Linked DNA regions of Homo sapiens: region 2 is linked to region 1. A link is a contact called in ENCODE Hi-C or POLR2A ChIA-PET data. All regions are on one chromosome and are shown on one strand. Each heading gives the region's core, a stretch centred on a gene start or an enhancer-like site at or near the end of the contact. The rest is flanking DNA. Distances are from core to core; before and after follow the strand shown.

Evidence for each region. Hi-C counts contacts between places; a loop is a spot of excess contacts on that map. ChIA-PET counts read pairs that join two places held with the same protein, here RNA polymerase II (POLR2A). Pooled maps may share reads with other maps.
Region 2: a pooled map shows a loop between it and region 1 (4-fold over the local background). The contact joins two enhancer-like sites. A Hi-C loop is called at or near these places in 8 of 50 pooled maps. POLR2A ChIA-PET finds 5 or more read pairs at or near these places in 5 of 52 experiments (CD8-positive, alpha-beta memory T cell, GM12878, H1 and 2 more).

Annotation. Positions count from the first base shown.
Region 1 is chr20:53,684,541-53,688,001 of GRCh38, reverse strand. No RefSeq gene overlaps it. Among named protein-coding and RNA genes, the nearest start is that of ZNF217, 92 kb to the right of the region's middle. Within about 2 kb of position 1,806, at least 2 of the 41 ENCODE cell types and tissues checked have a DNase peak (open chromatin) inside an H3K27ac peak, as active enhancers do; they include GM12878, where a contact is called at or near this core.
Region 2 is chr20:53,898,389-53,902,312 of GRCh38, reverse strand. No RefSeq gene overlaps it. Among named protein-coding and RNA genes, the nearest start is that of BCAS1-AS1, 15 kb to the left of the region's middle. Within about 2 kb of position 2,477, at least 19 of the 41 ENCODE cell types and tissues checked have a DNase peak (open chromatin) inside an H3K27ac peak, as active enhancers do; they include GM12878, where a contact is called at or near this core.

The DNA.
Region 1 (3,461 bases), core at 557-3,056:
AAAATAAAGCAATAATTGTTTAAACTGGTTTTCATCAGCTCAATATTTACAGCGCCTGTTGCAGAGCCTAGCACTTTTAAATACTGGGTGTTTAAAAAGAAACTTGGGTATTTATTTTCATGTTTAGGCTGAAATACATGAATACATATCATGCAATCAGGCTCAATTATAATATTTAGTTTTTTCTTTTTTTCCCATCCCCACACCCCTATATTTAGATTTTTTAAATACAGTGTATTAATAAATTACTCATGAAAGGAAACCAGCTTGTCCCAAAATTATATAGGAAATAATGCATATCCTACAAAATAATAAACCAGTTCATTTCTTTTGGAAGGAAAGAAGGAAGGGAGGAAGGAAAGAAGGGCGGGAGGGAAGAAGAGAAGTCCACAGGGTTTTCCCACAGAAAGAAAAAGAAATCTCACAAATCGGCATAATGAGAAAGATCAAAAACTCCATAGGCAATAGTATGAAATGACAAGTATAATTTCAGTTCTAATATTACCATAATATGGTTTTCAAAGAACTTCATTCCTTTTTAATCAAATAATTATGGGAATAATATACCAGTTGGCACAGAAAACTGTAAAAGTATTTTATTAGAGAAGACTAATTAGAAAATCTAGCATTTCTTTTAGCATCTAAAGGCCCCACAGTTTGGGAGGTTTTATTTAGTGCGAAGAGAAAAAACTTTCAGTTCTCTTTTGAGTTAGCAATCCATATTATTTTTATTTTATTTATTTATTTTTTTTGAGATAGAGTTTCGCTCCTCGCCCAGGCTGCAGTGCAATGGCACGATCTCAGCTCACTGCAACCTCCGCCTTCTGGGTTTAAGTGATTCTCCTTTCTCAGCCTCCTGAGTAGCTGGGATTACAGGCGTGCACCACTACGCCTGGCTAATTTTTTTGTGTTTTTAGTAGAGATGGAGTTTCACCATGTTGGAGGCTGGTCTCAAACTCCTGACCTCAGGTGATCCACCCGCCTCAGCCTCCCAAAGTGCTGGGATTACAGGCGTGAGCCACCACACCCAGCCATATTATTATTATTATTATTATTATATATTTTTTGAGACAGAGTTTTGCTCTTGTTGCCCAGGTTGGAGTACAGTGGCACAATCTCGGCTCACTGCAACCTCCACCTCCTGGATTCAAGCGATTCTCCTGCCTCAGCCTCCCGAGTAGCTGGGATTACAGGCGCCCGCCACCATGCCCAGCTAATTTTTTGTATTTTTTTAATATAGACGAGGTTTCACCAACCAGGCTGGTCTCAAACTCCTGACCTCAGGCTATCCACCCACCTTGGCCTCCCAAAGTGCTAGGAATACAGGCGTGAGCCACGGTGCCCAGGCTGGGCCATATTATTTTTATTTATTTATTTATATTTTTTGAGACGGAGTCTAGCTTTGTTGCCAGGCTGGAGTGCAGTAACACAATCTCAGCTCACTGCAACCTCTGCCTCCTGGGTTCATGCGATTCTCCTGCCTCAGCCTCCCGAGTAGCTTGGGATTACAGGCACGCACCACCACACCCAGCCAATTTTTGTATTTTTTTTTTTTCAGTAGAGACAGGGTTTCACTATGTTACCCAGATGATCTCGATCTCCTGACCTCGTGATCCACCCACCTCAGCCTCCCAAAGTGCTGGGATTACAGGCATGAGCCACTGAGCCCGGCCTGTTTTTAAACAATCACAATTCAGCAGCCCATGGTTACTCAGATTGTGAACTGCCTTAGGGCTGAGTAGCTGGTAAAGGTGAAATCCACGTTTCTGAATTCTGACCTGGTAAACCAGCTTCCTCAGACCTTGTAATGAATAAGATGGGTGCCCCCAGCTGCAGGTGAAGTGACAGTTTCTTCCACCCACAGGCCACTTGCTCCCCGCTGTGAGGAACCACAGGCCACACTCTCCTCCCTACCCCCACCAGACACATATCAAGCCATCTTTGGTAGCTGTAAGAACTTTCTGCAGACCCAGTCTGGCTCAGTTCTGGGGACTCTAATCACGTTCAGTATTATTCAGAGTTGGATTCTGACATGATCAGTAGACGAATCAAGATCAAAATACTTTCTAAATTAGTACTAAAATACTCAATATAATAACCCAGTGTTTTCAGAAAGAAATCTGCACAGCTGGGGCTCAACTTTTTCTTGTTTTGTTGTTGTTGTTGCTTGTTTTGTTTTGTTTTTTGGCTCTTGTTTGTTTAAAATAGATGGAGAATGTATGCAAATAGGCAAAATTGTAAACTTCTTGGTCATAAGTAAGGCCCTCTAATTACTAAGCAACACTAGACATTTCAAGAATTGACTGCATTTACAGAATGCTTTCCTCATCTGTAAAATGTGGGTAAAATTAGAACCTGCCACACCGGGTCATTGTGAAGGTTAAATGAATTAATACCTGCTCAATAAATATTATTTTTTCAAGTGTTCAGTCCTCCCAGGGGGTGGTCTCTCTTAGGTGTCACAATGTCTAATAAGGGCCAGCTACATAATTTGTAAGGTCCAGTGCAAAATGAAAACACATGGCTTCTTGTTCAAAAAGTTATTAAAAATTTCAAAGTGGCAGGGTGCAGTAGTGCATGCGCGCAGTCCCAGCACTTTGGGAGGCTGAGGAGGGAAGACTGCTTGAGCCCAGACATTCGAGACGGGCTGCTTCCGAGCACAGAGCCCTAAGCAACTGCTGCCCAAGACATACACCCATGAAGCTGGCCCTGTGTCTAGCAATTCCGTAACTTAGGGTTGAGAATACTGAGGACCATACATTTACTCACTTAGCGTAGACATTAAACGAACAACACTTCACTAAGTCTCCTGAACAAGTCACCCAATCCTGTGAACCTATGGGTGATAAAATATGGGGATTATGCTGTAAAACCAAGTGCCCTTATCTTGGAAGTCTAGGGAATCCATAAATAAACTTGGAGAATATTAATGAAACCCCTGTAATTGTGCACCTAATCTGTTTGTGTGTCTTTTCCTGGGGAAATGCTCCATGAAGAATCCGTGAATCCAAACACAGGGAGTTGGAAGTGCTCTACCAGCCTTTACATTCCTAAAATCGACCGAGGGAGGGGACTCACGCCTGTAATTCCAGCACTTGGGGAGGCTGAGGCGGGATGATCACTTGAGCTCAGGAGTTTGAGACCAGCCTGGATACCATAGTGAGACCCCCGTCTCTACCAAAAATACAAAAAATTAGCCAGGTGTGGTGGCACGTGCCTGTAGTCCCAGCTACTCAGGAGGCTGAGGTGGGAGATGTCTTGAGCCTGGGAAGCGGGGGTTGCAATGAGCCGAGATTGTGCCTGCACTCTAGCCTGGGTGATCCAGCAAGGCCCTGCCTCCAAAAAAAAAAAAATCGTATATATTTATTTATTTATTTATTTTTGAGTCAGGGTCTCTCTCTGTCACCCAGGTTGGAGTGCAGTGGTGTGATCTTGGCTCACTGCAACCTCCACCTCTTCTG
Region 2 (3,924 bases), core at 1,228-3,727, 210 kb before region 1:
TTCTTTGAATACTGTGATAGATGCAATAGTAGACTTGCATTCAAGGTACCATAGTACAGTATAAGAAAAAATATATATGCCTTTGTAAACTGTGCTTACTCGCTCAGGAGCAGGGGGACGCCCCCTTCTTAAGGGAAGAGCCGGCATCACACGCCCTCCCAGCTCAAGCTTCCCCTGCGACCTGCACGTGTGTGAATTGGCAGGCCCCACTAATATTGGTATTTCCCTCTCATTCCTACTATTACCCCTGCCAAGCTTGGGATGGCAGAGTTGGAGTCATATCCATTCTAGGAGCCTAAAGATGTGACTCCTCTGCATTGATGAGAGACACGGAAGAGGGAAAAGCAAGGAAAGACTTTAGTGAGCTCTGAAGTCCCACCTGCCACTCCACTAAATGCCAGAATCATCTGGCCTCACTTAGTGGGTGGAGCAAATTCCTGCCCCCCAGGGCCTCCCTCCTGAACCTGCAAGGTTGGTGGGAGAGGGAGACCCTCCCCAAAAGAGGAAGCCTGTTGTGTTGAGAGTGATTTCAGAGACCTCAGCCAGGAAAGGTAAATCAAAATAACCCTTACACTCCGCCTCCTTCTTCCTTTAGAGGGGAATGTTTCCTGGCACGGGTGCTGCAGCTTAATAAATTGCATGCAGTAGATTTCAGGCCTTGAGAAAATCTTAACACTAGCTAATATGACCAGCACTAACAAAATTTCTTGGAGCTTATAATAACAAAAAAAGCTCATTGACGGATTCCCACTTTTATTCCTGCCCCCCTTTTCCACTTAGCCTTAAATTTTTTTTAATAAGAAATTTTTATTAACAAAAACAACAACAAAAAAAAAACAGAGTGAAGCACTTCACAAGATCTTGCCCAGTTTATTTTTTTAATCTGTAATAATGAGCATAACAGTTCAGCAATGGAATACTCACTCCAACAAAATCTCCAGATCTTTACATCCTGAGTCTGCGAGGGCTGGACACATGCCCTTGCTAATTATCAACCTTCTGAAACAGCTCAAGACATGGGATTAAAAACTGCTGTGGAATTTGAACTCACGGACATTCATCTGAGTCAGCTACTCTGAACTCGCATCTACTATAAGGACCTGAGCATTTCCTTCTCCCGTTTCCTCAGGACCTGCTCGGGGGTGTTCAGGGGAAGGTTGTCACAAACATACTTGCAATAAAAATAATCAAACAAATGGAGAGCATGTCTATTTCCGGAATTAGATTCTTTTGATAGTGAAGGAATCAAATGGGATAAGGGGCAGGGAGAAGTCAGGTAAGTCCAATATTACTATGTCCACATGCTTAAATTTCACTCCTCGGGGGCTTATTGTCCCTAACAATGGCCCTTTTAGCTATGGAATACGGGGAATGACTAACCTTTTTCTAGCCTGTCAGTGAGAACTACCACTATATATTGGTAAGTATTTCCGTACAAAATTCACTTGGAAAGGATATTGTTTCAAGCCTGGACAAAGCTCATATTGTCATGTTCCAGTTCCAGTTATTTTAGGCAAGGAAGGGGAATTTCCACTGCTCCCTACAATCAGTTTTGAGCACTTAGCTCTGAGTAATAACTTCCTTGTAATCTGTCAGAGCCCAAGTTATTTAACAGAGGAAAGAAAAAATCCCCTGATACTATGCATGAAATTCTTAGCCAAGCAAGCCACTTTAAGAATACATCAATTAGCTCAGGCAGGAGTAAAGACGTGACCTCATCCAATGGAGAGAATGCAAGCAACTTGATTCTAAAAGGAAGAAATGAAATGAGTCAATGCAAATTCCCAGATAGGATACAAAACTAAGAGTCATTTAATGTCAGTGTTGATGATAATAGTAGCTCCCATTCATAGCATACTTATCATAGGCCAAGCACTAGCCCATCCAAACCCCTTATTGCCCTGGTCCTATTAAAACTATTTAAGTTTTATTTTCAAGAGTCAACTAATGTATGCTAAATAAATAATAGTACAGGTGGCAACAGATATGGCAAAAATCCAAAGTAATATGCAAATGACAACTGGGAAACATTAACTGAACAATACCATTTCTATAAATACATAACAAATACACCATCATAACAAAGAAAGTAAATAAAATTACCGTGTATTGAAATTGGAGTTTAATTAAGTGCCAGCCATTTTATAAGCATTAACTCTAAGCCTCACAAAAGCCCTAAGAATTGGGAAGTATTGCTATTCCCATTTTACAGACATGGAAAATAAGGCTTATATTGCTAAGTCATTGGTTCAAGGTCACATGGCTAAAGTGGCAGAGCTGGGATTCAATCCCACTCTCGCCAGATGCCAGAACCCAGGCAGATGTTACTGTGGCATTATTGGCACTTGTGTCAAGCCCGGTGAGGGATTTCAGCAACCCTCAGTCTGGATGGTACCACACACTCCTCCAGGCAAAGGAAACGCCCACAGGCCACTGAAAAAAGAAGCCACTTCCTGTCCCTGCAAAGAGAGAACATCACCATCCTTGAGTCAGGTTCCTCACCATCTCTGGGCTCAGCCTCTCAGCTAAACAATTTATCTTTGGAGTGACAGGTGATGACTTAGTCACCCTGGCTCTGCCCTTCTCCCGTTTCCTATAAACCAGCTGTGTTTCACGGGTGATTTAGAGCATAACCACAGAACACATAGGCTTTTATGGAACAAGCAATAATTGGGCACTGCAGAGAAGCTGTCATGCCCCCCTCACCCATCCCCCCACCCCATTGGCAGAGCTAACAGCTCCCAGCTGCTCTCATTCAGCAGCACAGAAGCCAATTCACCTGGGAGATTATCTCCTCACTCTTAATGAGGCCAGCCTACAGCCAGTAACTGACTGTTCCAGGCCATGAAAGGCCAGCGCCTTTGCTTCAACATGAGCTAATGCTGGGGTGCAGTATCTGCTCCCGATACACGCAATGTATATCCCCAAGGCATCAGGCTGAAGCTAGACTCCAGTTCACAAAAACCTCTGCTTCGCTCCTTCTCCCACCGTGTCCTGCTTCCTTGGTTCCCACTCCCATGGGAGCCTTCCCTCACTAAACCACTGCCCCCAACCCCCATCCCCAGTGCTGCTTTCAAACCCAAAACACCACCCACCATGTGCCACCATGATGGGTACTGGAGACGTGTGTTAACTAAGTGGGATTTTTGAACTTCAGGAGCTCATACTAGTGAAGGAAACAGTTACATAAACCCAATAGAATAGGGTAAGAACTATAATAAAATGTGCATTCTTTTTACTCTTTCTCTTATTTTAGTACCTCTGTGCACCCAGGCCTATGATAAGCATTATTCAGACATTGTTCCATTTGATTCTGAGAACAAACCCATGAGGGAGGCACTGCAATTAACCCTTTTCATGGACAAAAAAAAACCCCAAGTGTTCACAAAGGTTAATTAACTAGCCGTTAAGTGTAGAGATGGTACTTGAACCCATTCTCTTTAAATTTCCTCGCTCTTTTACAGGGCGTCTTTCCCGCTTCTTGAGATCAGCCGTCAGCAAACCATGCTCCCTAGGCACTGCCTGTTTCTGCAAATAAAGTTTTATTAAAACACAGCCACACACATTATTTACCCATGTCTATGACTGCATTTAGTCTACGAAGGCAGAGGTGAGCGGTTGACACAGAGCCTGGAGGGTCTGCAAAGCTGAAAATATCTACGTCTCCCTTTTTATGGCTACAGGAGTAGCCAGCCCTCCTCTATTTGATGAGCTTCTGTTCTTCTTCAGCCTCAGAAAAAGAGAAACCAGGAATTTTCTTCCGTCCAAATCGAGGTTCTCCATCAACTGCTGCCTATAGTGGAGCCTGTGCTCCCTTTGCCCTGAGTCTGGGAGAACCTTACTCATTCACTAAGCTCCGGTGCAGCACTTGCTGGAGGACAAATTCACATTATCTGATTGGCCTGTGTTCCTCTTGCTGTTTCA